Linked DNA regions of Mus musculus: region 2 is linked to region 1. Evidence: chromatin loops called from intact Hi-C (ENCODE). Cell type or tissue: left cerebral cortex. All regions are shown on one strand. Each heading gives the region's core, and the rest is flanking DNA. Links, peaks and the distances in the headings are about the cores only.

Region 1 (14,668 bases), core at 5,585-8,084:
CCTAAGTGCCAGCTTCTTTATTTGCTTTTCATTAGCTTAAATATTTTTCCAGGTCTCCCCTGTGTCACTTTGATATTTAGATGATTTTCTTCTTCTTTTTTTTAATCATCAGTTTCCCCCTTGGAAAAAAATATCTATCTCCAGTGTCTGCAAGTGCCCGTACAATGTCACAGCGCCTCAGTCAGCCAGGACTCACTCTCTGACATCTAGCCCTGGGACATGGGACACTTCTCCAACAAGATGGGGGCTTAGTCTCTCTCTCTCTCTCTCTCTCTCTCTCTCTCTCACACACACACACACACACACACACACACACACACACACTCTCCTGTTTTTTAACCAGCAGTCAGTGCTGGCTGTAGACCAATGATGACCCTCCATTTGATTCCACTTTATTTTCCTCCTGGCCTTTTAGATTCCTTTTATTTTTATTTAAAACAAAACAAAATCTCAGAAAGTGCAGGGGGGCGGGGGAACATTCCATGGTTCAAACATGCCCAGTTTGGGGCCCGTGCATCCCTGAGTGTACTGAGTTTAAATTTTCTTTCCAAATCAGTGACTCCTGCCCTGGACATTCATTCAATCTTGCCCTGCTACAGTGGGGATAAAGGGTACTGAGGGGGAGTAGATGGGCATAATTCCTAAAATAGAACTGCTATATTTAAATGCTCTCTGCCAAATAAATATTCCACCTACAAGGCACTAGGGTGAAGACATTGGAGGCCCTTGTCTTGGTTTCAGCCTCTGACAGGAGTTTTAGAGCCCAACAGGTTGCCCTGTTGAATAAGTTGAGACAGAGACAAAACTGCGCCCAAGCAGACCCTGGGGATGAATCACCAATATGAAGCAGTCCCGGGTCCAGAGAAGGTGGGCTGACACCCCCTCTACGTGTTTGGATGCCGTGTTGCTATGATTAACTTATTAAACCCCCTCGTAATTATTTTAATTTGACTGAAAAAAATACTTTGGGCAGAGATAGGACGTGTTTGTATTTATCTCCCTCCATACCACACACACCCATAAAACCTGTGTTAAAACAAATGTTACTTTCCTCTCTCCGTACATGGGCCCTCCCTTTTTTGAAATAGACCAGAGGAACTGCCATTAGATCGAATGGCAAGTCTTTATGGAAAGTGTTTTGCATAATTACATACCAAAGCCAGAACAGTCACCTCCACATTTTATGGGTCACAAACCATCAACAATTGCCACATTATTGTCCACGAAACCTTCGTCCCTTCATTGATGGAGCGGACTCCACTGCCTAATCTAGAACGGGAGAGGATGGAAATTTCTTCTAATAAGAACCCAAGAAGATTATGTCCTCAGTGACGCCGTGTTTACATATAGTTATAAAGTTCAGAGAACCGAAGGGGAGAGGGAAGGAAATCGGACTAGGCCTGATTAAGAACACGCATCCGTGTAATATAGATAGCGCATCAAAGGAGGAGGCTGGATACCTCTCCCCTTTCAGTTTCGACCCCTTTTCTACCTTTGTGATGCTGTAATTAAGATATTCTTATTTAGACAGACAGCTTCTCTGGTAACTGAATAATATTAGCCCCTTTGATGTCAAACTTTTGACAGTTATCACACCAGCACTGGGCAATTTAGCACAAATGCCCTCCTTTAAAAAGAGAGAGAGAGAGAGAGAGATAGAAACCCCCAGTGTCTTTGAAGAAATCTAATAAGTGCGATCCTTATCACCAGGCGATTTAAATCGCCGACGACAGGCCACCTAGCTATGAATTACATTCGGTTATACATAATAAAGCTGAATTTGGGTTTCAGTTCATTGCTCGGCGGAAGAACCCTAACTGCATCACCTCTCTTCTGAATCCCAAAGTAGTTGCTCAGATGAGGAGAAAGCACCCAAGATTACCAGGCCAGGGCAAGGACGTTGAAGAGATGGGGACTAGTGAGTGCAAAGCCGAGCGCCCTTTCCCCAGTTCCGGGGAGTGGGGCAGGACCAGACACCCACTCTCCGGATGAGATGTCGCTGTTGCTTTCCTAGCCTGGCCGCCAAATTTGGGATTTGCCAGATGGTGGGATTATCTTCGCGTCTGTTATAGTGTGTGTGTGTGTGTGTGTGTGTGTGTGTGTGTGTGTGTGTGAGAGAGAGAGAGAGAGAGAGAGAGAGAGAGAGAGAGAGAGAGAGAGAGAAGAGAAGAGGAGAGATCGCGGGTGGAGGGTAGAGAATAACGTCAAGACAGAAATCTAGAGACTGAGCTGGCTCCTTGAAAATGCTCACTCGGTTACCCTTTACCCGCTTTGGGCCCTGCCACCTCCTGGACCCTCACTCGAGCCTTTGGCATCTCGGATTGGCCTCCCCCTCGGGCACAAACAACACCAGCGCCATCCGGGCCCCTCGGCGTCGGCTCCCTGCCTAAGTCTCAGGACCTGAAGCTTAGTGCCCAGATGCAAAGAGCAAGGAGTTGGGGGTGGGGGTGGGGTAGGAACAAGCCTCGTGGAGGAAGAGTGGGTGGGTAGGAGAGTTGTTAAGGGAAAGGAGCAAAGAGGGCGGAGTGGGAGGGGTGGAACGGGAATACTGACACCTGGAAGGCATTGTCTTTGCTAGAGACACCTGTCAATCTCTGCTCAGGGGTCTTGAGGCCAGGGGCGGGGAGGCCGCCGTTCTCCTTGGTGATGTCATCTAGGAGTCTCGTCCCTAAGGAGGGTGGGAATGGCTCCGAGGGCGCAGAGCCCAGAGGGCTTAGAGAAGCGTGGGGGAGGAAAAGAGAAAATAAACAGAAGTAGCTCTCTCGGCTGGCAATTTACATGGAAATCAATAATCCAACTTTAATGTTATTTTTAATCTTCCCTGACCGTCTTGCCTTTTCACTAGGGGAGAGGGGATGAGGTTACAACAGCCCATCCCTCTACCCACACAATCGCTGGGGAAGTCTTGTTATCTCAAATCCCGGTGCAACCAACCCTTCCCCCAGATCCACACCCCGCCCCCCTTTTCTGCGGGTCGTTCCAAACGCTGCCTTCAGGCTTGAGAAGGAAACACTTTGGGACGAGTTTTGAAAGTCTTCCGATACTGCACCGGGTGAAGGGGGAGTTAATTAACGCCAGGCATGCTCAGCGAGTGGGAGAGGGGGCCTCGGCGTGGGTGGGCGGGCCAGGTCGACTGCAGAGGTGCGCGCAGTGCGGGAGGCGCGGGATCTGGAGGCCCGAACTTGCGGGCCTTTGCTGGCAGGAGGTGATCGGAGGTGGCTCGGGCAGGGAGCGCGGAGATGCCCCCAAGGAGTCCCCCCGTTAATCCTGGGGAATTCTGATCTCCCACCTACTGGGCCCCCACTCCCAACCCACCGTGTGCTACAGAACTCTCATTCTTTTCGGCCGGAGCTAATTAGCAGCCTGCCAGCGGCCTGATTTATGGAAACGCTCGGGCGGGCGGAGACGCACCGCTAGCGGAGCTCTGGCTGCCTCCGGGCGGAGCGAAGGAGGAGTCTCCACCGACCTCCTCCGACGAATTTCCCTCCTCCCTGCCAGGGGGAAAAAAAGAAGAAGAAGAAGTTGCTGTTTCATCGCTTCGACCTGGCTGGTCCAGGAGCCTACCCCCTCGCCCTAACCACCTTAACCTAGGACGCGGGGATGTTTAGGTTCCTGTGGGCAAGGCAGGGACTGTGGCCCAGTAGCAGCATCCCGCAAGTGTTGAGGCCACCAGGTTCCAGCTCCGGCTAGAATCGGAGCCTTCCAGCCCTGGGATCTCAGCTCAAGGTCCCCAGTGAAGGGACGTCGGATCTAAAGGCTCTTAGGGAGCCGCAGTAGGACCAAATCAGATCTCTAGGCAGGAAGGAGAGATGGGCGACTGCAAAGGGACAGACTCAGATGTCTTTGTCTGGATCCTAGAGGCCGCCGCCGGCCGTGTTCCTTTCCACTTTCTAGTTATTTTCTTTTTGGTGTTCTCCAGTGAGGTCCTCTCTTCGGTTCAAGCGAGTGTCCAGCGAAAGGCCATTCATTATTAGAAGCATTTAGCCAGGCGTTTATCCAAAGAAACAGTGCAAACCTGATGTTTGCCTTCCTGGGTTGTTGTGGGTGACCCAGGAGGAAGGGGGAAGTAGATCCCCCCCTTTACCCCGCGGACCCCAGTAGCGAGGGTGGAAGGAGGGGCCGGTGAAGGACAGAGGAATCTCAGCATGGACCTGTTGCTGGCGCTTAAGCAGCCCTTCTGCTCCTCAGAAAAGCACTGTTTGCCAGTGTTTCTCCAAGATGCACCAGAGGGACGCGACCGTGAGAGCATCTGTGCCTGCTAGAAGCATTTGGAAGGGACAAAACAGGCAGACCCAGAGGCCAGAGGCTTAGGCAGCCTCTCTGGCTCAGGGTTGAACTGGAAACTGGGCAGCGCAGGTGTGAAAAGTGGTAGGGGCAGAAGTCTCTGGCAAGATTGCCCGGTTCCTTAAGCTCGTTTCTCTCTCAAACCCTATCCCAGCACTCCAGGCCTTTCTGTGACTGAAAAGGAAGTGGTTGAGAACTGATTGTCTCTACAAGCTCAGTGTAAACTTTAAAATACCACCCCGTTCTGCCCTTTTCAGAAGTCGTTTTTTGATCTTCTGGCTGGTACAAGAGCAGCGCCAGCAACCTTCACCTCAAACCTGCAGACACCTGTCATTTCCTACCTATAGGGCTCGGATCCTCTCTCCTTGTGGAGACCAGTCTGTGTCATAGAGAGCATGAAGCTTCCTCTTGGGCCGAGAAAATTGAGAGAGAGAGAGAGAGAGAGAGAGAGAGAGAGAGAGAACGGGGGTGGGGGAGTATTTTCAAAAGGTAACATTCATGGAGTCTTCCAAACCCCTGACAGACTGTGAAACAGAGCCTGCTCTCCCTCTATAATGTGACATTCAGAACTTTGAGTGACTATAGCCTCCCCGAATTCCTAAGGCCTGTCATCTGCCTGGCCTGGACACACTACCTTAAGCCAAATCTATCACTAGTATGGGAATTCAAGTGGAAACCAGCAGGCTCACCAGCATGTCCCCCTTTGGCTCTTTGTGGGCCTTGATCCTCCCCTCGTTCCTTGCCATTCCCCAGACCAAAGCTTCACCGCTGCTTCACGTTGCTGACAGGCCAACTGCAGCCCAGTGAATGCAGCCCGTTAGGTGGCCAAATAACACCCCCCCCCCGTTTGTCTTTCTCAACGCTGATTTATAGCAATCGACAGGGTAAAGGCTCCTCTGACATCATTATTTTTAAAAGATGTCTATTTCTCATCCGTCACCTTTCATCACTTAGCACAAATAAATACTTAAATGAATTGGAAGAGACTTTCAGATCATGTTTATAATTCTTGGTTGTCCGTTAACATTCCTAATGACCTGGTCCTCTGAGTTTCTCTAGAGTCCTAAGTTGGGTTCAAAATCCTGCTGTTTCTGCTTTAAAACTTCGACGAAAGTGGGTGAAGTGGGGGCTAAAAGAGACACACAGTTAAGCTGCAAGTTTGCAACACTGTGAGGAGGAAAAAAGTTTCCTGGCAGCCTGAAGGTACAGGCCACTGGGGAAGGAGAACATCGCATGGTTCAGGGGACCCACTAGACCCGGAAGCTGAAAAGAGGCCCTCAGAGCATGGGCACAAATTTTGCACGACTGTTGGTCCTCGGAGCCACACTGCAAAACCACAGTGACATCTCCATTATACAGGAGTGCTGCGCAGAGGGACTACCGCCACTATTACTTCTATCATCATTTCCAAAGAGGTCTAAGGGGCATTTCCTCTCCTGCGTCTTTATTAGCCTTTATGAGCCTGAGACTCGGGAAATGTAGAAGCGAGGTGAAAACGAAATCGCATGGATTGAAATCCATGCAATAAATCAAAATTGTTTCTTCACTTTTTTGCTGCCATTTATTTGGTCTCTCTCTCTCTCTCTCTCTCTCTCTCTCTCTCTCTCTCTCTCTCTCTCCCTCCCTCCCTCCCTCCCTCCCTCCCTCCCTCCCTCGTCACCAATGGGTTGCAAAAACTAACGAAATAAGGGAATGAAAGAAAATGTACAGAAAAGAAAACAGAAGAGAAGAAATGGCAGTAAAGAAAAAAAGAGAAAAAAGATCCAGTTTGGAAAACAAAATGAAAGCCATGGGATGCACGAATACACCCCCCCCCCACACACACACACACCCTTCTTCTTATTCCTCATCCTCCTCTTATTTCTTGTTTCTTCTTTTTTGGATGGGGTGGGGTGGGGGTGAGAGGGTGGGAGACTAAGTCGATAGAGCCCAGTGGATGGGGAGAAACCTCCTCCGTGAATTTTAACCAGCCCACCGCAGATAGGGAAATAGGGAGGATGGCTCCGGCCGAGCTCTCTCTACAGCATTCTAGAACCGCTCCGGACCCATCAAGAGTTGGAACTTTAGAGATTCCAGGAAGATTCAACACAGAGCCTGCCCGGGCCTTGGCTGGTCTGCCCTCCCTGCAGCCACCCTCTCCCCTCCCCCCCCCTTCACCCCCAGAAGCGGCTTCGGGTCTTCTCTTACTCATGTAGGCCACTAGGCCTGAGAGAGTCTGAGTACCCCTGGACTCTGCACAGAACGTTTAGGAACTCTGCGTTTACATCGCTCCTGGACTTTACTGCCTTCCAGAGCAAACTCTACGAAGCTGGTGCTCAGCTGCGGAAACCCGGGCGCAGTGCAGTGCCCTGGAGCGCCACCTCGCTTCGGAAACTGGAATAACGCGACCAAGCCTCCAAATCTCCTGCAGCCTAACTCGTTCTTTTTCCTTATTAAAATCTCCAAAGAAGCCGAAACACACAGGCCTCTTTCCCCACTGGTGCAAAAGAACACCATCATCTGTGACCCACAATTCTCAAAGGAGATGCGCAAAGGAAAAAAAAACACAGAAGCATACGTTCACAGCTCAACGGTCGTCACCTAAGCTGCATTCAGAGAAAAGATAAAATGAATGAGACACATAGTCAGGAGGCCACCAGTTCAGGCTGCGGTGTGTTTAAGTCATTCTGCCGTGGCCCATGCCTTCCATGAAGCGGGGCCTATGAAGCTATAACCTCCCAGTTATGATTTCCACAGAAATCCATTCCTTCTGACCGCTGGGGTTTCACCGAGGCTTTGCCAGGACTGTGGCTGGCCTATTGGAGCCTGGTTCCTCTCCATTTTCAGACATAATCAGAAAACGCAATCCTCAGCACGTCTGCCTTTCGACCAATGAAAGTAACAATGGCCAGGAATTATGAATTACACATTCTTTTCCTCCAATGTGCAACTGACTATTTGCCCTTGTTTCAACCAGTTGGTCAGTTAAGGTGTTTATCTTCCTTTAAATATATCCACTGGACTAGACTATAAAATACACAGAAAATTAACTCACTGCTATGCTATGGTGAATCTTTGTTTCATTTTCTTTTCACCCCAAAGCCAAGTGTAATAAGAAACAACACCCTTTCCATGCTGAAAATAAATTTTGAATGTAGAGTGCCTTGCTTTTGGGCCAGCGAAGAACTGTGTGGTTTATCTGTTTTGAAAGCGACATGGAACTTCCATCTAATGTAGTTTTTACTTATGTGTTTGACCTCTCTCTAAGTGTCTCTCTCTCTCTCTCTAAGTCTCTCTTTCTCTAAGTCTCTCTCTAACTCTCTCTCTCTCTCTCTCTCTCTCTCTCTCTCTCTCTCTCTCTCTCTCTCTTGTGTGTGTTTAGGGTGTTCAACTAGATTCCATGGGTAAAATGATGGCCAGCCTGAGAACTGTGGGTGAAGGGAGAGATGGTGGTGGTATCTAAGCCCCCTTTATTTTCTACCTGAGCAAGCCAAAGTTAGCCTCTTAGGAAAAATTCTGTGCTCCTTGGGGTTGGTAGGGTAGTCTCTGGGCAGCCTGGGCAAGAGGCGGTGTGAGTTCTCTGCCTCTCTACAACCTGTGCTCCATGCACGGCAGATTAGAAGGCTCTCAGTGCTCCCGCTCAGAAATTATAGGGCTGCACCAGGAAAATAGCCAGTTTAGTTTTCTGGCTGGCTTGTCCCTTTTCTACTAAGTTAAAACAGGTTCCTGAGAGATCATACTAGAGAGAGATATCTCACATTCCTAGCAGGATTTAAGGGGCATCTTTCCAGGGGGCAGCTGTAGAGGCATGACCAGGTTCTTGGGAGTTCCTAGGCTTTGAGGTGAGAATGCTAACTTGTGGAGAAGATGGTTGCTGATAGATCTAGGAGCTAAGAGGCAATTCCTGAGAGGGCCCTAGCATCCACTGAGCAGTGGCAATAAGGTGCAGAGACAAAAACAGACGGAAGAAAGTTCACAAGAACCTCAAGCCCCAAAGCTTCAATTTGAAGGAGGTTCTGAGTCCTAAATTGGAAACTTTTACTCTTCTCTCTTTCCCTCTTTCCGGTCCTCTCCATTTCTTTCTCTTCCACACGGCTCGTCTCAATTCATATTTTCTGAGAGCAGCCACCCCCACTCCCACCCCACCCCCACATACAGGCATACGCACACAAAATAAAGCCCGAGGATTAAAAAATGATCTTCTTGCTATTACACTTCCTACCGCAAGATGCGGTGCAAGAGTTAGTGTAACAGCTACTGAACACAATGCTTCCCCCACGCAAGCCATGCATGCAGAGGGTGTTGCTAATGACTCCTGAATTAGTGTGAGCCTGCGCGCCTGGAAGACGGAGGAGAGAAGAGAAGGAGAGAAGAGAAGAGACAGAACTACCGAGGAGAGGGACACTGTTCCTTAGAGAACTGGTGTGGGGGCCAATCACTATTTAATCAAGTCTAATAATCTCATCAGTATATCAGATTTCAAGCTTCTCTCTCCTTGAAAGTGTGATCTAGAGAGAGTCGAGTATCCTTTTAACCACCACTTTTTGGGGGCATATTAATAACAATTATGTTTACAGTTATATGAAAAAACTCTCCTTTGGGAGGGATCAAACATTAGAAATCGTTTAGTACTAGATTCAAGGCTACTCCAGGACTCAGGCCTGTTGAAGGCTGTGGGGGCCTGTGGTCATCAGCTACCCAAGTGCCTATATGCAAGGCAGTGAGGCCAAAGAAACTCAAGGCTCGATGCTCTATTAGGGCACACAAATGGACAAACGCCTGTGAAGTAGTTGGGGGGACCCAGGATGACCCATTCAGGATCTGGAGCAGCCGGCAGGTGCACTAGCCAGCGGTCCCTGCCCGGCCTGCGATAGATTTGCCGAATTGTCCCTTCGGGCTCGGAACTCCCCTGTGCCCTCCCTTGGGATCAGCTACTTAGGGGTGCATGAGGTTTCGAGATTCCTACCGTGGCCCAGGCTGGTCCCACCGCCCTGCAGTCTGCTTCTGCACCCCGGGGCACACGAAGAGGGCATTCCCTCGGGGCTGCGGCCCTTTGAACCAGGGAGCCCTTAGCTCCTTCTCAGACGCGCGGAGCTCGCTGGAGGCCAGGCAGCGGAGCGGAGTGTGGGTGGCGGGTGGGGTTGAAGGGGAGTGGGGGAGGCGGGAGGGACAGAGGGGCGGAGGCGGGAGCGGGGCGTTAAGCCTGGAAGCTTGGCTGTTTACCCAAATGATTTTCTTTTCAGGCCGGAGACGCCAATGAGACAAGATCAAACTGCCCTCCAAGCAGTGCGTGTGGGGTGTGAGTGAGGGTGTGTGTGTGTGTGTGTGTGTGTGTCCCCTTTGCAAGTGAGGCTTTGTAAATGGGGGCTCCAGAACTCTGGCTGGGAGGAAGGAGACGCGCGACCCGGCCACCAGCGCCTCCTCCCGGGTGCTGGGAAAAGCTTGGTGTGTAGCGTGCCTTAGTGCATGGAAGGACGGCCCAGGCATTAGTGCACTAGTCTAAAAACAAACTACAGAGGCGAACTGCAGAGAGCTAAGGCCCGCACCCTTAAAGATCAAGACGGGAGATTCAAGGTCATGCGAAGGTTGGACAGAGTACAAACCCCATTGTCCTTCCAACCTGCTGATTTTTGACCCATCTAACGCCTTCATCTAACTCCTTGGGCCACTGGTTTCTCCCTGATTCCCTGGCTCCAGATCTATTGCCTAAAAATTGGGGCAAAGTTTTGGCGATTAAGGTACAATGCAGACTGTGAAGTGGACTGTTAGGACGGTGCCTGGGTCTTCCCACCACAAAATGGTTAAGAACCAGTAGGGCAAAAGTTGTCTATCTTAACAAAATGTCTGATCTTTAAAGGAACCTAGACCCCGAAATTATCCATTAGCTGGGCAGAAAGAAAGAAAGGATGAAAGAGGGAAGAGGAGTGAATGAATCTGGTTAAGTTTGAGTTACAGCTGACCCAAGGAGCCACGGGGGGCTAAAAGGTCTTTTGAAATAATAATGACATGATATGTGTGCCAATAAAAAGGTCGAAGTACAATTAAAATATGGCAACATGGCCATTGTACCTGTATTTTCTACTTTTCATAGTGCATTCTCTAGAAGGGGCCACACTGAAAGCTTACCAAGGAATCTGGAAGAAAATGACTTCATTTCAATGTGGTTAAGGTCTCCGTCTCTATTATTCATAGAAGAACGACCTCATCCTTCTCCCTCATGTACTTTGCCACTGGCCTTTGGATGATTGGATGATTGGGGCTAGACTGGAAGCCAGCTTCTTCTTCTTCTCCTCCTCCTCCTCCTCCTCCTCTTCTTCTTCTTCTTCTTCTTCTTCTTCTCCTCCATCATCAAGAGTAGCATCTCTCTCTCTCTCTCTCTCTCTCTCTCTCTCTCTCTCTCTCTCTCTCTCTCCATTCTCAGGAAGCTCTTATTTAACTAAAACCCTCCTTTCTTGATGCTGACCCAAGATGAGGGGCACATTGGGGACCTGCTGAGACTTGTTCATGCTGCTGTGGACTCCACTGTGGCAGCCCAGGTCTGCACCAACACACACACACACACACACACACACACACACACACACACACACTCACAGAGAGAGAGAGAGAGAGAGAGAGAGAGAGAGAGAGAGAGAGAGAGAGAGACTAAAGAGAGTCCACCTTCCTCCCTTTCATCCAGAGTGTCTCAAATGGAGATTGTGAATCTAGGACTGAAGGACTAGGGGCAGCCAATATCCAGTCACCCCAAGACAAAATAAAGATTGGTCTGAGGACCTGCCTACATGGTGGCTGGACTGAAGTGTGTGTGTGTGTGTGTGTGTGTGTGTGTGTGTTGGAGGAGGAGGTTGCTTATAAAGGAAAATGGATGCCTCATTTTGGCATGAAAACCAGCTACATTTATTGAGACTCCACTCTCAATGTGTCCATCGCTGACCTTTATCTGAGGTAGTTTCTAGACCTGAAAACAAATGGTTCTAGCCAAAAAAGGGAAGGCCTTGAAGCAAGGCAGCCAGGCTGGGGAAGCAGGCATCCAGATAAATGAGGTTGCATTGGTTAGGCCCAGATCATGGTTTCTATGCTGTTCAGGGCAGCAGAGTGCTGTGGGTCATCTAGGAGGTTCCAAACCCAAGGCATGCCCATCTGGAATCCCAATTCCTTCCTGAAAACTGTGGCTCCTGTGGCTCCCAGCCTCTGGCCTGGGGAGACAGAAGGCAGTGCTGGATTCACATTTTTTCTTCTTCTTGCTGGAATCCTGAGAGGAAAGTATGGTGTGGGCCTGCAATGTCCAGGTGTGGGCAAGTGCCAATTGCTAGTCACCCAGGGGCCAGTCCACATCCTGGGCTTCCAACTGCCCAGGTGTCTGCTACTACCTCCGCTCCAAGCTAGATGAGTGCCAGAGGGTGTTTGCCTGACTCCAGTGCATGACCAGTCAGAGAGGGGTCTCCAGTGCCAGCCTCTGGGTGCTCACTCGAGCAAGGGTCCAGGGAAAAGGGACTAGGACAAGACATAAAGCCCTGCCCTAGTTGCCCCTTGCAACACAGAGGTCTTTCCAGGCCCCGCCCCACTGGGCTTCTCCGGCTTCCATCCACAAGGAGAGTCGCCCCCATTCTCCTAAAACTGAGGGCCAGAGACGAGATGATAACCCGGTGCCAGTATCATGCCCCCTGAGTGTGGAAAACACCAGGCTCTGCGCTGTCTGGAGACAAAAGACCTGAACTGGCTGGCTCCAGCAGGCCCAGACACTGTGTCTTTCACAGCACCCGCCTCCACCTTTGCAGAGGCAGCAAGAGCAGGTGGAGGCAGGGGCGCTAAGGAGCAGAGAACTTTTATTGATTCCCTAAATTGAACACCTCCGAGTCCGCAGGCAGAGGCAGGGCCAGGCATCTGTTCAAAAAAAATAAAATCTGCCCCCGGACCCCATCCATCCATCCTCCTATAAAGGCTGTTCGTTGCTGGTTTTTTCCTCCTACGTGTCTCACAGAAAATCACCTGGCAGCTAGGAAATGCTCTCCCCTGGTATCGACCTGCAGGCGTTACTTCTTCCCTAAAAACAGCTCTTGTCTTCCGTCTCTACTAGCCCCCAGGGAGAATTCACTGGCTTTAGCATTAAGGAGTGGGGGAAAAATCTTTACATCCTCTCTAGGTGTAAGATGCTGTAAGAATTCAGGAGGGCTGCTGGCACTCCATGCCTCTCTCTCCCTGCTGCACCTGGAAAGCCAGCTCTGAGGAGAAGAAATAGTCTTTTCCCCACAGTCTGTCATTCTGCTACCACAAATAACCCAATGTGAGAAGTACCCCAGGCTTGAGAATATTGATAGATGATAGTAGCGATATTCACAATCGATCCTTTAATAGGCAGACGTCATAAATCATGTTCAATGCCCTGACAGAATGGTACTTCACTTAATAATATAATTAAGATTAAAACTCCAGAGCTACTGAGGTAGCAGCTATTGATAGCTTTAAAAAAATGCATTCTAGATACCATTGTGGGATACAATAGGACTTTGGGAAAATACAACCTCTTTCCCAAAAGATAGAGTCTTACCAGTGTTCCATCTCTGAGTTCCTTGGGCCTTGGTTACCAACCCCACCCCCAACACATCTTTCCCTCAGTCATACAGACTAAGGATAGACCTTATAACCTTGAATGTGGAGTTTAAAAAATTCTCAAGAGACTTAAGAAAAATGGTTCATTGTTATTTTCAATACACTTAAATCCCTTAATAAAGTATTGTTTTTCAAATTACAAATGGAGGACAGCACATACAGATGTATCAGGCAGTTTCTGAACCCTAGCCTGGGCCCTCTCCAGTAGACTGCCAAAGCCATGGGCCTCAGGATAGGTAGCAAGGTCCTGAAAACTATCATGAAGTGGTAGGTTCCTATCCCAGGGTGGGCATCTGCCATCTGTGTCATAGGTAGAGTTGATTGGAAGTGCAGCTTACAATAATTCTAAAGAGGGAAATATTAATCAAATCAATCAGAGCTGACAAATGAGAAATATCTTATAGTTAGTAGCAATTTACAACTTTGTTATTAGTTAAGAATCACCTGCCTTGTAAGAGTAATTACAAGAGAGGAGTCATTTGGAAATCCCCCCTGTTACTCTTCTAATTTCCCTCTGTCTCTTAAGGAAGGAAAGAGAAAGGAAGCAAATGAGTAATCAGCAGAAACAGGTTAAAAAAAAAAACACAAAAACACTCTATTTGTGGGGAGAACAAAACCAGAAAATATGAAAAAGGGGGTAGGGAAAGGAGATTAACCTCATGGGAAGCTATCAGGAAATAGAGAAAATAGAAAGGAAGGGTTAATAAATCGAAAAATAAATTCTGTAACCATATACCATGAGCTGACTAAAGGTGGAGTTTCAAATGGCCCAGAAAATGCCATCAAAATGAACAGTGCCACAGCAAGCAGTTTAACCCCACAGCCTAACTCAGCCCTGAAATCCAGGCAGAGATCAGTGTATTGTCTGTCTTGCTGTCCTTAACAATGTGTTTCTTTAAGGCCCAGGAGCAGACGTGGGCAGGCTCTTTCCCAAATTCCATCCCTGGAGACCCAACAGGCTTTCATGTGTCTAGTATCAGCTCTCTTTTAGGTCCTAGACCATACTTCCCCATCCCTCTCCCCCCCCACACACACACACTTTACATTGATTACTGAATGGTTTCAAGCCTCCACCAAAATCACATTCCAAAATGATTTGTTGAGAAACTATAACCTTCTTCGGCATTGTTGTATGGGAAACCATTTTAATCAACAAAGACTCCTGTTTAAAACAAAACAAAAACAAAACAACCAAACAAAAAAACCAAACAAACAAAAACTCAAGAAATAGCCAGATTTCTCCACACAGGAGAGGGAACTACTACTTTGTACTGTTTATTGTTTTTGTAAATGGGAGATTTTTTTTTCTCTTTTTCTTTTTCTCTTTGTTTTTGTTTTTGTTTTGTTTTGTTTTTGATGAAAGAAAAGAAAAATAGTCTTAACTTTGGAAAACTTTATCTGGTCATTACTATAAGCCTCGGTCCTGCCTCACTAAGTCCAGGCTGGATCAACAATAGGTAGTTAGGAATTGAGATTTATTGGTCTCTAAATGAAAAGATTCATTTGATATAAGAGGTTAACTCTGGGTTCCTTCACTGTGACTGGCTTCCGAAAATGCCTTAGTGGAGCCAGCATCAAAGCAGTTCAGAGAAGCCTTCAAACGATCAAACGACACAAGGAAGAGACACAGGGAAGAGGCGCCGTAAACAGGCTCATTCACTTACACCACACGCACCTCTTCCTTCGTCATCTTTACTGTGGCTACGAATCTCCAGCTTCTCCCCAGGGAGCAAGGACCATCTCCACCCCACCACTTTGCCATTTTGTATGTTTGGCTTCTCCTAGCAATTATTGA
Region 2 (14,668 bases), core at 5,075-7,574, 2.0 Mb before region 1:
GAAAACTGTGGAAAGCCCTAGTGATACTGGAAACACAACTTAAGGCCAGAATGGGATGTCCCTTGTCATGCAGTACAATAGCCATGACTGCCCAGGGCCTGGCCCTCTGAGATGGCATGGCAGGGGCTGGGGGTTGGGGGGGGGGGGGTCTGGGATGTGGGGACATGGAGTCCATAAGCAACACCATGATGATTCATTTTAAAAATAAAAATAAATACTTAGGGTTTCTTGCTCTTTCTTTTGAGACAATGTTTCTTTTCTTTTTCTTCTTCTCTGCACAGCCCTGGCTGCCCTGGCGCCCATTCACTCTGTCGACCAGGCTGGCCTTGAACTCAGATTTGTCCACCTCTGCCTCCCAAGTGCTGGGATTAAAGCTGTGCTTTTTCTGTTTTTGACCTTTCTAACCCTAATTGGTCTTGTACCAGCCCACCTTCTGCCTCAGTTTCCTGAATTCTACAGGATTCTACAGTTTCTATGTTAGGAAAAAAAAAGATCAAGTTTTGATTCTAAAGGCCTGCCCGCTGCCTTTTGATAGATAACATTGGCCCTGCAGACACTGCAGTCCCAAGCCTCAGGGACTTTGCTGGATGTGTATGGACCAACAGCCCCATGAGGATCCCCTGAGAGCTCGAAGGGTTAATTCCAGACACGGAAGCCTTTACTCGGTAAATGTTCCATCCGCCTCATTCTTGACTGTGCAGGCCACTCTTCATTTACTGTTTCCCCGTCTGTGCACTCAACAACTCCCGGAAAGCATGCCATAAAAAGCTGCCGGTGCGACCAAACACGAAAGCCCGTTCTCCCCTGTCGTTATGTCCCCCAGTGATGCAGTTTAACAACTATCCACACGCCATTTAAGCATCAGATTCTGGGTGTCACCTAGCAATAGCCTAGTCTTCGGGAGAGTTCGTGCAAATTCTATGCAAATACAGCATTTTATATGAGACTGGAGCGTCTCAGATCCTAGCATGGGAGGGTTGTCTTAGGACGGATCCGAATAGGATCCTAAAGGTCTGTTTATTTCTGACCTGCAGAGTTTGCCCTCAGGGGTGTGTAATTGAGACTAGAATCCCTGCCCACCATGCTTCATCTATGTCACAGGCTCTGCCCTATTGAATGGCAGAGAATGCAGTCCAGGTGACTCCACACTCCATCCAGAGTCATCTCCAGACAGGATTGCACTTCTTTCTTCTTGGCATTTGCTTTAAGAGCTGAGGCTCGGTGATGCTGACCATCCATCCCCCCATCTTGCCCCAAACTGGTAGCACCTCCATGTTTGTCCCATTGTCATTTCTGGGCTCACATTCCCTACCACGTGGGCCACAGAAGGTCAGCTGGTGGCCCCGCCTGTGACTGTGTTGGCACCAGCCGATAGTGGCACCACCACCTGCCGCAGTAGTGGTAACCATGAAGTCATATCGTGACTTGCAGGTTTTCTTCTTCCTGTCTGTTCGGTTCCTAGTTCTGTCTGTGATTATGTTTGTCTGCCACTCTTCCTGAGATGCCGTAGCTGTGCGTTTGGACGCCGTGGAACCCCCAGGCACCCACCCCCTAGCTCTGGGACCCAGACCACTTCTAACATATATATCGTCTAAGAAAACTTTGACTCTGCGCGCAGAGGACCTCAGGGACTCTGAACACGGAGTCCAACCCTGGAACAAGGAGAAGCTCAGGTGATATCTTACAAGTCCCATGCTGGAGACTGCCTTTTATATAGAACCTTCTGACCACCCCGCTGAGACACATCTCTGCCTCAGCTAGCGAAGGCTCACATCATGTGGCTTGGAACGTGTCCTGGAGGAGACTCAGAGCAGATAGCAGCATTTAAATCTCATTTCCCTCAAAAACTTGGTTGCCAGCTTAGTTGACCCATCATTCAAAACAAACAAACAAACAAACAAACAAACAAGCAAGCAAGCAAGCAAGCAAGCAAGCAAGCAAGCAAGCAAGCAAGCAAGCAAGCAAGCAAGCAAGCAAGCAAGCAAGCAAGCAAGCAAGCAAGCAAGCAAACTAAAAAACCAAAACAGTAACATAAACCAAGCTGTGCTCGCATGCGCTCCTGGGTTCCGGGAGCAATACCTGCAGTTGCCACACGATGGCAGCATCGTACAAACCAAGGCCACCGGGGCACGCTCTGGGGTTCTCACCCTCATCTTGCAAAGTCCAAGAAGACACTGTTTATGAACCCTCCCACCAGCCACCGGCATGTGTCCTTAATAACACTATGTATTTCCCTTCGCCCCAGGGGAAGAAATAGTGAGTGTCAACGTACCACTCCCTCCCCGCCCTCCGCCTCTTCTCCCCTCCCCTTCTCCCTCCTCCCCGCCCCACTCCCCCCCCCCCCAACCCCCAGCGTCTGTGTTAGTGCAACAGAATGCATCTGTTTTAAAAAGGGGTTAGGCAGGACCAACCCGTATCCCACATTTGAATGATGTGACAAGATTAAATATAGTGGAGACTTCTGAATGGGGCCTCCAGCCGCCTCTTCTTGTCCCCCTCTGTCCTCTTTCCCCTCTTGTCTCCTCCTCCCTCCACGTTCTTCTTCCTCCTTTCTCCCTCCCACCTCCTTTCACTGATAAAAATGTTAAGCATGCAACAGGAGCACAGATTTCACAGTTTTATAATTTTGTTACTAAAGTCATATTAGTAACAAAATTAATTATTTTAAGTAAATAAACTCGGTCACAAATTCTCTCAAAGAGCACGAGGCACCCAATGGGCGGCCTGGAGGCTGCTTGCTTCTCCAAGCCTGCCTTGGGGTGCACATAGCTGTGGGACCCTTCCCGTTCTTCCTGTAGCTCCTGCTCCCCCCCTCCCCCGCACATAGGGCACAGTCCTAACAGCTTCCAGTGGGAAAGGGAGCTGGCAGTCAGAGAAGTTCAGTATCCCTCTGTGATTTGGGGTAGCTTTCTTTTCTCTCTGGATGGTCAGTTTGGACACACATTTGCTTTTAGTTTAGTTTAGTTTTTTTTTTTTTTTTAATTTTATTTTTATGTTACCTGCCATTTTCTTCTCAGCCTCGGCATCCAGGTGCTTGGGGATAGTTTTGCCTCTTTGTAAAAGGACAGCAATGATTCTCTTGCAGGATTCACTGGGAAGCTGGAGGTGTGTGGATGTCTGTCTACTTGCTGAGGATGCCCAGGTTACAATGTATCCAAGATCCTCCCACCCACTGTGCATCTCTTGCCTCTGGGACTCTCGCTCTGAGCTCAGGCTGCTTCTGCCTGGTTGAAGTTCAGTTCTTGTGGGCGTTCTTTCTGCAGGAGTTTCCCTTCATGGACCAGTTGTTAAGCCGAGGACTGGCACAGACTCTTGGACATGGTAGGCATGTTCCCTGCCTCCTTGAGCTTCTGGCTAATGCGGCAGCATCCTCTACAAGAAGCAGTAAGGGGTCTGGCATCCTAGTTTCACCCTAGTGTTGACAGTCAGCATCCTAACATCCATAAGGTCTCAAAGTGTGCTAATGCCAGCGGATCAGCAGAGTAAGCAGTTCGCTACAGATGAGAACAGAAGATGGAGGGAGAATGGTCCTTTGTTGCTCCTCCTCTGGCTGCCCTCAGTCCATTCTAATACTAGAGGCTGGATTGGAAGCAAAGAGTCCAACTGGGGTATTATTCAGCCTGGATTAGGAGATCCATGAAGCTAGGTTAGGGCTTGAAGCAAAGGATCAGTTGAAGCTTGGGTAGATAGGAGAGGCTCCAGGAACACTTAGATTCTGTCAATCTGGTGGCCTTGGTATGCATCCTTTAAGGACATGCCCAGGGGGAGGATGGGCTGGGCCCAACCTGGTGAGTTTCCCAGCCAGAGTTCTTAGTGATGGCTAAGTAGGGCAAGTAGGGGCAGAGCTGGGTATCTCGGGCTGCTCTGGGACTGTGAGTGGGAATGGAGAGCCTCAGGGTGTCCTCTAAAATTCCTCAACAACGGAGTGTGGTGATCTTCCTCTACATGTTCTTGAAGCCCTCTTCGGTTTCAGGAGATGGTTGGCTCCTGTCTTCCCATGTAGACTGGTCACACACACACATCTGAACACTGGCTAAATAGCATGATGATAGGCAAAAAGGCAGGTAGGTGGGGGCTGTGCTCAGTCTAGGGTTGCCTGGTTGCTTGGGACCCCTGTGCTATTTGTCTTCCATGTCCATCATTAACCCAGCAATGATCAGAAGAGAGGAGAGTCAGGATTCAGAGGTGTCTAATTGGCTCAGGCCAAGAGATGCTGGAAGTCGCAGAGGATACCACAAGTCCGGCATAAGATCACATCTCAGCAAGTTTGGGCTAAGGATGCAGTGGCCTCTTGATGGGGGAACACAGACCAGACTGTAAAGAGCAACGGTGAGATCATGTTTGAGGATCACAATCCATAAGGAGCAGATAGCATAGTATGCCATCTAGGCACCAGGATGACTGGTTAGCTCTGACTTGCCCAGCTTTGCGATCCTAGCCTAGATGCTGGGTGCTTCTGAGTAGCGTGTGATGATCAGTGTGTTAAACTCAGTAGTTTAACCGGGACCTTACTTTGAGACAAACCTTTATTTGGGACCAGTGATAGTACGTTTTGATTGGCAGTTTCCTTGGGAGGCTGTTTCACATAATGAGGTTGTTGGCTTTGTAAGAGTCGGGTAAGCCGACTTAAGAAAAAGCAGAGAGGAACACAGCAAGAGAATGTAGCACACTGTAAAGAAGTATGCACTCATTTACCCTCCCTTAAACCCAAGAACACTTTCTGTGGATTAGGCTTCCTCCTCGGATGCTGAAGTCTCCTTAAAATGTCAGGGATCTATTTCCCTCCGAGCAAAGCCTGACCTTTGACATAAGGGATCTTGGGAGGTCAGGTAGCTTTTTGAGGCTTGCCAGCCAAAACGCATGGACAGCTAGCTGCCTGCACCATGCAGCGTGCAGCGCAGAGGACAACGAGCATCACCAGCTTCCCGCATCTGTGTCTTCTTCCAGAAGTTGCCCTGGATGGTTGCCTGTCCTGTCCCCTGCATCTCACCTCATGCGGTTTAGTGTGTGTGTGTGTGTGTGTGTGTGGTGGTGGTGGTGTGAGACATAGATCTAAACATGGCACTCCCAGCACAAAAAGTGGCTCAGGGTATCCGGTTGGCTTGAGACAGGTGGGCAAGCCTGTGAGGGATTTTTTCTTAATTGTATTATTTGAGGTGGGGAGACCCATCCTAAATCTGTATCATTTGAGGCTAGAAGAACCATCTAAATCGGGGCCACACCTTCTGATGGCAGCCAATCTACAAGAACATGACAGAGGGAAGCTTTTGATGTTTTGCCTGCTTGTCCTACTCTGCCTGGTAAGTCCATCTACCCTGCTGCTGAGACACTCCTGGAGACTTTTGCCTTCTGGAACCTTTCCCTACATAAAAGTTAAAAATTACATTTTGCTACTTTGCTGTTATGAAGTTAAATAGTATCTGGGGCAGACTGCAGTTTTTCCTTCACATTTTAAATCCGATCAGGACACTCTCATGAGCCTTAGGTGCTGTGCTTATTAATAAGGCCCTTAATGCATAATCCCACTCAGAGAATTATTTTTCCCCCAGTTTGGCTGTGTGTATCAGAGGGCAGGCTCTCAGAGTATTGACCGCTCCTGACTGCATGAACACACCGGAGCCATCTTTTGGCCCAAGTGCCAGACAGAACTTGGTGCTGAGGACTGTAGTATAAGGAAGGACAGATGGAATGGTGTTGGTTGAACCAGGGCAGAAGCTGTGCTGTGGAGATAGATCTTAGCACAGACCGCCTCTGGTACAAGTGCTGTAAAGATGTCCACCTTGCCAAGGTTCTGGGAATGCAGGTGGTGGCCCTTAAAGGCTTCGCCGGCTACTTGGGTGCTGTGTTTGGATCCTATTGCCTTTGTGACCAAGGTCTGGGCCTGCCATTACCCCATGGTGGTCCTGCCTGCTGTGTGGGATTAGGAAAGACAGGTCCAGTGCTTAGCACTGTTGCCATCCCTTTCTTCTGTCCCTGAGCTTTTCCTAAAGAGTCACAGGCTGAGAACCACAGAACTTTGCCAGTCCAGCCAGAGCAAGATCAGCGCAGACCTTTGCGGAAGAGCTTTGCAACTGTGCTGACAGAAGTAGCAGTAGCCTAGGTAGGGAAGTGGATTCCTAGGCCCTACCCTAGACAGACGGCAGCCCAGAGTTCTGGCTGAGCTCCTGTGTACTCTCTGAGTTTTTACCCAAGGATGCAATCTTCTGGAAGGCCTCCAGCATCAGGCCCATGACCCGCCTGAAAATTGAGGGAACCTGGCTACAGCGGCCCCTTTAGGACCCTTAGCAATAACAAGACAAGTAGGTTTTTGTGATTAGTTTTGTTTTTGCCTTCCATACGGAGGTGGAAGCAGAAGCTGGTAGGTTTAAAACTGTAAAATGTAATTTACTATGCGAGTTGATCTTGACGGTCCAGGAGATGCATGGAGCAAGAATTGCCACTAGATGGCGCTGCTGCACTTCCCTGCGGACTCTGCACATCGATTCTAATAAGGTTTTCCTGGATCCCACCGGAGTCCTAGTTAAAAAAAAAAAAAAAACCAAAACGACGCGCCACTGTGAGTTGAGGCCTATTTCACTAAGATACCCAGGAAATGATATAAAGTCACGAGGCTTTGGCTGGGGGCAACTGTGGGATTGTAGCAGGAAAGCCATGTAGAATGTTACAGATCTCCCTGTCCACAGTACTAGCTTCAGCCGGGTGGAGGAGCAGTTAGAGAAGCGGAGATAGGCTATTTTCTTTTACAGGGAGCTTTCTGATCTGATCGAATGCCTCCTCTTTTTGTGCCAGCTTTGATGAAGTTGATATTGGCCAGGGACCCCCTAGAAGGCCTCTAGAGAAAAAAAGTCCTATTTGGGCTTGGGCATGGGAGTGTGTGGGGGAAGTGGGGTGATAGGGTCAGGCTGGAACTGGGCTTAGATTAGTTTGTGCCAGAGCACAGTGTGGATGCAGAGACTGAGCGTGGGGCTGTAGGGGGCTGCTGGGTGACTCAGTGACAAACCCATGATAGTAATAAGCATAAAGACACCCACCCAAACTACCTCATGGAATCCAGCCTCTCTGCAGCTAGGAGGACGAGAACACAGTGTCCGGTTCACAGATGGGAAACACTGGACGCTCAGGCCTGAACCACAGGGAGGGAGGGAGGGCAGGGCTCAGGCTTCTTCTTTTTTTTTTTTCTCAGACCTCCCTCCCTCCCTCCCTCCCTCCCTCCCTCCCTCCCTCCCTCCCTCCCTCCCTCCCTCCTTTTCCTTTCCTTTCTTTCTTTCTTTCTTTCTTTCTTTCTTTCTTTCTTTCTTTCTTTCTTTCTTTCTTTCCTCTTTCTTTCTTTCTTTCTTTCTTTCTTTCTTTCTTTCTTTCTTTCTTTCTTTCTTTCTTTCTTCCTTCCTTCCTTCCTTCCTTCCTTCCTTCTCTCTCTCTCTCTCTCTCTCTCTCTCTTTCTTTCTTTCTTTCTTTCTTCCTTTCTTCTTTTCTTTCCTATTTTCTTTATTTACATTTCAAATGTTATTCCCTTTCCTAGTTTCCCCTCCGAAAATCCCCTATCCCCCTCCTGCCTCCCCCTGCTCCACAACCCACCCACTCCTGCTTCCTGGCCCTGGCATTCCCCTATACTGGGGCATAGAACCTTCACAGGACCAAGGGCCTCTCCTCCCATTGATGACCGACTAGGCCATCCTTTGCAACAAGAGCTTGCTGACAGGAGCCTGATAAAGCTGTCTCCTGAGAGAGAGGCTCTGCTAGTGCCTGAGAAAATACAGAAGTGGATGCTCACAGCCATCCATTGGATGGAGCACAGGGTCCCCAATGAAGGAGCTAGAGAAAGGACCCAAGGAGCTGAAGGGGTTTGCAGTCCCATAGAAGGGGTAGGGTTTCAAACAGGCCTGATTCTATGTCTTCTCCCTTAAAGCCACTGCCCTCAAGGATCAAGTAGTAGAGGCTGCAGGAAGCCCTGGTGTCCCTGTGGAGGAGGCTTCTCCTGCTGGAGGGCTTGTCGGGATTCATCTCCACTCATTGCCATCTGGGCCACAAAGGAGCCACAAGGCCCCAGGACATGCTGTGCATCTGGAAGCTCCATCTAGGGCCCCATGGGCTCTGCGGGCCCTGTGGGTTCCTGGGAGGCCCGGGGGTGGGGGTGGGGGTGGGGGAAGGATACCAGCTCACAGAAGCAAACACTGAGATTAAAAGAAGGGGTTCAGCCCCTCTACCATGCTCCCACCATCCCCAGCTCCCTGAGAGACCTGGCTGGCCGCCATGTCTTTAGGATAGGCTGATCCTCTGAGGAGAACTTCCCATATTACCAGGAGCCGCAGGGAGGTGGGGAGGGGGCAAAAGAAGACCCCTGTATCAGGCAGTGGCTAATCAGAGGAGAGATGAGGAGGGAGGAGGGAGGGCGGTGAGACACGGGTGCCAGCCACACAGTAGTCTCTTCTCTGTGAGTTTCACCAGTTTGGGCTTTCACTCTTGACATCCACTTGGCTCTTGCTATGCCCTGTCCCGCCCTGACTCAACACTTCCACACTACCACCAACACGATTGTCAGGACCATCCTTGTACTCGGCTCCCCCACTTCCCACCCTGGCTTTACCACATCCCCCAAGTGCAGGACTTGTCTATGTCTCTGGGTCTGCTCCTCATCAGCTCCCACTGTCCTCTCTTGTAGCAGGAACAGAGGGGCCACCTCTATGTAAAATCCGGGGGGCGGGGCGCACAGCCGCAAAAGCATCTCCTGCAGGAGGACCTAATGGAGGACTGCCTGAGAGACCAAGGATTGCGGATGCAGACAATGCCAGCCAATCAGGAACTGCTGTTTAGAAGAGATGCTTTCTTGGGACCAATGGGGACCAATGGGGCACGGGTGGAGGGTATTAAAGGAGCTGGAAGCAGTTTGCTGCTGCACTGTTTCTCACCTGCTTCTGAAGTCTGTATCATGACCTCACCTCCAACCCCCAAGGGCAGGTAGGGTCAGGGCAGTAGACCAGGGCACAGGCAGCACTTCCTTACAGTCCCTTACTGTCCTTTCTTTTCCTTCACAGCTTTGAAGCCTGAGTCCTCATTGTTTTTTCAACATGATATTTTTATTGACTAGTTGGGAATTCCAACACAGTTCACCCCCATCCCACCCCATCCCACTCCTCCCAGGCCCCCTCCCCCCAAAAAGAAGAAAAAAAAACCCACGTCTAATTTGTGTTGCCCATGTTCTCACTGGAGCATGGTCATATTCCCAGTGGTCAGCCCTTAAAGAAAACTGAATGCCCCTGTCTCCCTATAAAATCCCACGGAGCCCGATTTGCAGCACATTTGCTCTTGGGTGTGTGGGATTCACCTGCTGGTCTGTTGAGAAGCTGGATCGAGGCTGATGCCTTGGTCTGCTTTCTTCATCTCTTCTGGTTTACAAGCTCCAGACTGTGCTGGAGCTTCTAGGCCCTAGTGTGGGGTGGAGACATTTGGAATGAGTGATGAACTTCCCCTGGGTTCTAAGCTGGTACCCATATCCTACTTGATCTCAACTTGATGCAAGTTTACCCTCCAGTGGAAAGTTCTCTGCCTCTGTCCAAAGGTTAGATTGGAAATGAACCTAAAGACATTGGAATTCGTTTAAAATTTGCAAGAGTTTCCAAGATGTAGGTGCTACACAGAGCTCCCAACACCCTTCATCCAGATCAGAGGCCCACCTGTCTCTGCCTCTGAAGCGCTGGGATTACAGACCGGGAAGGCACCACACATCTGACTGCAGTCTTTCATAGTCACGTGTCACAGGGCAGGGCTTGTCATGAACACTTTCACCCTCTGTTTTGCTTTAATTTGGTCTATTGATGTATGCCCTGTAGAGCATCCCCTCCCCCCACTGCTCCCTCTCCCCCAAGCTCTCTCTCCCCGACTTCCCTCTCCCCAAAGCACAGGAGAGCTATGACATCTCCTTGCTCCCTTGGTCTGCAAGAACCAACATGAAAACATTCCCTTTTCCTTTGTGACGTTGATTTGTTTGCACATAGGATTCTTCTCCCCCACGCCTCTCCAGAACTAGAATGTTCTTTATTTTAAATTAAACTTTAAAAGGGGGAGTGGCTGGCGAGAAGACTTTGTGGGGTAAGTTTTAGCTTTAGCACTTTCCGGGTCTGGTGTCTTGAGTTCTATCCCATGAATCCACAGTGGAAGGAAAGAACTGACTCCTGAAGGTTGTCCCCTGACCTCTGCATCGTGACTTAGAGCCCTTATGGCCATCACACACATGAACGCATGCGCACACACACAATATGCATATACATACACATGAACATATGTACATGCATACATATGCACACACACACACACACACACACAGAGGTACGTGCATGTATGTATGCACATTCACATACACACCCATATGCACACACACATACTCTACTTTACAATAAAATCAATTCAAAATTAATGTTCTTTTATTTTGAACTTGTCTGGCACGTCTTCACCACCCTACTGGAACCTACTGGAAAAGACCTGACTCCCCTGGGGTGAGGCACGCCTAAGAAGCAAACTTAAAGACAATGACTTCTAACTTTCCCTGCTGCTGTGGGGACTATAGAGGCAGCAACATCAGGAGGTGGCTCTTTTTTCAAAGAGTGCTCTGGAAAATGCTTTTCTCTTCAGCCATGGTGGAAAACCTTAATGAGCCTGCTGGCTTCAGGCACCAGAGAAGCAGGAGGGTTCCCACGCTGCTCAGACCCCGTTTCCTGTCCCCACTGCCAGGGCCACACTATAAAGTCTTCCCCTAAAAGCAGCTGGGCTGCAAACAATATACCCTTTACCTCCTTCATGGCTCAGTTGCATGGCTGTAAACACTACACAGTGTGCTCTGCCAGGGCTGGGCTTCAAGGGAACAGTTGCAAGGTTCCCTTGGGCCACCTCTCTTCAATTGGTCTGCTAAACGCCATTGTCGTCAAAGAAGCCACTACTGGCCAATAACTGGGTGTCACCCGGGAGAGTTTGTGGACAGTAGACTGTGCATGATCTCTGGGATGGATAGAATAGTCACACCTTACTGGTACACTTTCTGTGTGGTCCTTGCTGGTTCCTGGAAAAAACAAAACAAAACAAAACAAAACAAACAAACAAACAAACAAAAAAAAAACCGGCTCATTTGTTTTTGATGCATTGCAGTGCCCAGCAGGAAGGCAGCCCAGCAGTAGATGGAGAACCTACAATTACATTACGGATAGGGTTCAAATCTGGCTCTATCGGGTTAGTTTGGGTCCTTTACCTGGTCCAAGACTTTTCTGTGATCCAGGAGAGGAGGACAGTGTGTGCAACTTCTAAGTCAGTGTGAGCATAGTGTCCCTACCTCCCTGGGCTGCCATCACTGACAGGGGCTGGCATACCAGGAGGCAGAGGGCTGGGTGTGCCTTTGTGGTCTAAGCCTACATGGGTACCATATGAGCTCAGGCCAGCAACCCTGTCCCCTATGGCCAAGGGCACAGGTTTGGCATTTTGAGCACTTGGGGTTTGTTTTAACCAGCTATGGTAGGATAGGCAGATGTAGACACATGACTGTGATTTTTCTATAAATAGCTGTTCTGGACATGAGGGGAGGAGGTGGCCAGGTCATTATCTATGGTGTCTGCAGAAAGAGAAGGCAAGGGGGGGGGGCAAGAAGACTTTGGGGGTCCGTTTGGGTGATAGCCAGGGGTTCTGAGGTGCTGGGCTGTCCCACATCTGACATCTGGTACTAGAGTGATTACTGCAGGTGAATAGTGAGCTGCCCAGGGGGATATGGGTATGGGGTGTACATCGGTTAGTTTACTTTGGGGGCAAGTTGTTGACTCTGTAAGGATTACTTGGTCCCGGAAGGGAAAGGCCTCAATGTCAAAGCACCAATAGTGGTAATACATGGTGGACGTAGTGTAGACACTTCCCATGCCTAGACAGGAGGAGGGCTTAACTACAGAATCTGTTGGCAAGGCTACTCTGGCTCCTTAGGGTTTTCTAGAGTACGTGTCACATGACCAATGTGGCCACAGAGCTGCTGGACTCTTCATCAGCACTCAGCCTTCCAATGTGAGGCCTGTCACCGATTTTCTCTATACCCATCCCTTGCACCATGGTTATCAAGGGTGAACCCTGGGAGATGCTTTGGCTGTGGATGCTGGGGCAGTAAGCTGACTTGGCATGGCATGATGTCTCTCTGGAGTCAGGGGGTTTTTCTCTGAAGGCCACATAGAAGGGGTTTGGAGGAACATTGTGTGAAGTGTTGGGCGAGATGTGTGTGCGTAGTTCAGCTGGCGTAGTGGTCGCTTGGATGGGATCACCCCAGGTCACTTGCCAGCAGGGACAGGAGAGTCATAGACCCTGCAATGTGTGTGTGTGTGTGTGTGTGTGTGTGTGTGTGTGTGTATGTATACACCTAGTGAATGTGCTGTAGTCTACCCATTTTCTTTCTTTTGCCTCCTTCTTTCTTTATTCTTTTTAGATTTATTTATTTATTTTATGCATATGAGTACACTGTAGCTGTACAGATGGTTGTGAGCCATCATGTGGTTGTTGGGAATTGAGCTCAGGACCTCTGCTTGCTCTGGCCCAAAGATTTATTTATTTATTTTCATTTTTTTATTAGATATTTTATTCATTTACATTTCAAATGCTATCCTGAAAGTCCCCTATACCCTCCCCCCGCCCTGCTCCTCAAACCCTCCCCCCAACTCCTACTTCCTGGCCCTGGCATTCCCCTGTACTGGGGCATATAATCTTCGAAAGACCAAGGGCCTCTCCTCCCATTGATGACCAACTAGGCCATCCTCTGCTACATATGCAACTAGAGACACAAGCTGGGGGGGGGGGCGAGTACTGGTTAGTTCATATTGTTGTTCCTCCTATAGGGTTGCAGATCCCTATACCTCCTTGGGTACTTTATCTAGCTCCTTCATTGGGGGTCCCGATTTACTTCTTGTTATATATAAGTACACTGTAGCTGTCTTTAGACACCACAGAAGAGGGTGTCAGATCTCATTACAGATAGTTGTGAGCCACCATGTGGTTGCTGGGATTTGAACTCAGCACCTTCGGAAGAGCAGTCCGTGCTCTTAACCACTGAGCCATCTCTCCAGTTCTCTTTTGCCTCTTTCTTGTCTCCCCTCCTTCACCTGCTATGAGGCAGTTGGTGTGTTTTAGGGTCTGGAGACAGATAGCAAGCTGGCAAAGCCCAAGTAGCTGCCTGTGTGGAGTTCATAATTACTTTTGTTGTCCTCAGCATGTTTATAATTATGGACACTCTTTTATGTCAAGGAACTGCCTTGTACATTGCAACATGCCTCATAGCATCTCTTGTCTTTACCTACTAGATGCTGTAGTGCCCCCCTCTAGCTTGTGTGTGTGCTTGTGTGTGTGTGTGCGCTGTGTACGCACTTGTGCACTTGTGTATCTGCTGGCACATGCACTTGTACAGATACTTGGAGTCCAGAGGAGGACACCAAATGTTCTGATCTTTTGGTCTCTGCTTTATTCCTTTGAAGCATGGTCTCTCACCAATCTGGAGCCAGACTGCCACCTAGCAAGTGCCAGTGATCCTCCTGTCCCCACCCCCAACAGTGCTGTGGTTACAGGTGTGCATGCCCCTGGCTGGCTTTTCACTTGGGTGCTGATATTTGATTGACTTCAGGTCCTCACGCTTACACAATCAACACTGTGGCTTACTGAGCGGTCTCTCTAGACCCCTTTCCTCCAGTCTGGAAAAAAATGTCTCCAGATGCTGCAGGATGTCCCCTGAGCCTAACTGGTGTCCTGCTGAAAGCCATCAGTCAGTGAAGGAGGCCCACAGATGAGCACATGGCCACAGTGCAACTGGCATAGATGGTCCCGGTGTCTACACAGGATCTGCTCAGAGGTCTTAGGCAGAGGGCAGAATGGGTGTTGGCACGTTCCTGTTGTGGGGAAGTAATTGATCAAATGAAACTCCAGCCAGGAGATAATCACCTTCATATCACAGGGATTTATTGTGGATAACCAAACTTGAACGGCACTGTCCTGTAAAACTTAGCAGAGGTATCTGCGAATAAGGAAGGAAGAAAGAAAGGAAGGAAGGAAGAAAGGAAGGAAGGAAGGAAGGAAGGAAGAAAGAAAGAGAGAGAGAAAGAAAGAAAGAAAGAAAGAAAGAAAGAAAGAAAGAAAGAAAGAAAGGAGGAATGGAAAAAACCCCACAGTGGTTCTCTTTCCAATTTTTCTTCAGCTTGGAACAATTGCGAAGCAGAATGAAATGGTCTGGTGGCAATGGCCTGATGTTTATCTCCTTTGTGAGTGGACATGTTTGCTCAGTGTTTCTCTAAGCCCTCAGAAGGGAGGAAGGTCAGCTGAGGTGGTGAAGTGCACACCATCCCTGCACCTGGGAGGCTAGGCAAGAGGGCCAGGAATTCAAGTTCATGTTCAGCAGCATAGCCTGTTTGAGGCTAGCCCAGGCTACATGGGACCTTGTCTCAAAGTGAAAGAAGAGAGTGCAAGTGACTTTTGCCCAGTGCTTGGCTGTTTTTGACACTTGGTGAAGACCCGCTGTGACATCAGGGCACAGTCTCACTTAGGAACCCATCACAGGAGACACTGTCAACACCTCCGCTTGCCCCTCCCCCTGTCCAGCTGAGATCCTTTCTCTTGGCTCAGCTCCAAGGTGCTGATGGGCGGATCGATGAGGCTTTGCTGCTTGGTCTCA

The links. Hi-C counts contacts between places; a loop is a spot of excess contacts. Peaks named below come from ENCODE experiments on the same cell type or tissue, not always from the same donor. Only the 100,000 strongest peaks of a DNase experiment are listed, where the experiment ranks them.
Region 2: a loop joins it to region 1, with 4 times the contacts of the local background. A loop is called at or near these places in 3 of 42 quality-filtered maps.

Annotation. Positions count from the first base shown.
Region 1 is chr7:70,328,474-70,343,141 of GRCm38, forward strand. It overlaps Gm29683 (predicted gene, 29683), which reads right to left and starts at 9,349. Exons shown (of 4, transcript NR_131145.1): 1 at 9,230-9,349. In left cerebral cortex, for the core only: a CTCF peak has its summit at 6,654; a DNase peak (open chromatin) is centred at 6,642.
Region 2 is chr7:68,367,756-68,382,423 of GRCm38, forward strand. No RefSeq gene overlaps it. Among named protein-coding and RNA genes, the nearest start is that of Gm16158, 22 kb to the left of the region's middle. In left cerebral cortex, for the core only: CTCF peaks have their summits at 6,444 (motif pointing right) and 6,645; DNase peaks (open chromatin) are centred at 6,463 and 6,679; H3K4me3 peaks cover 266 bases.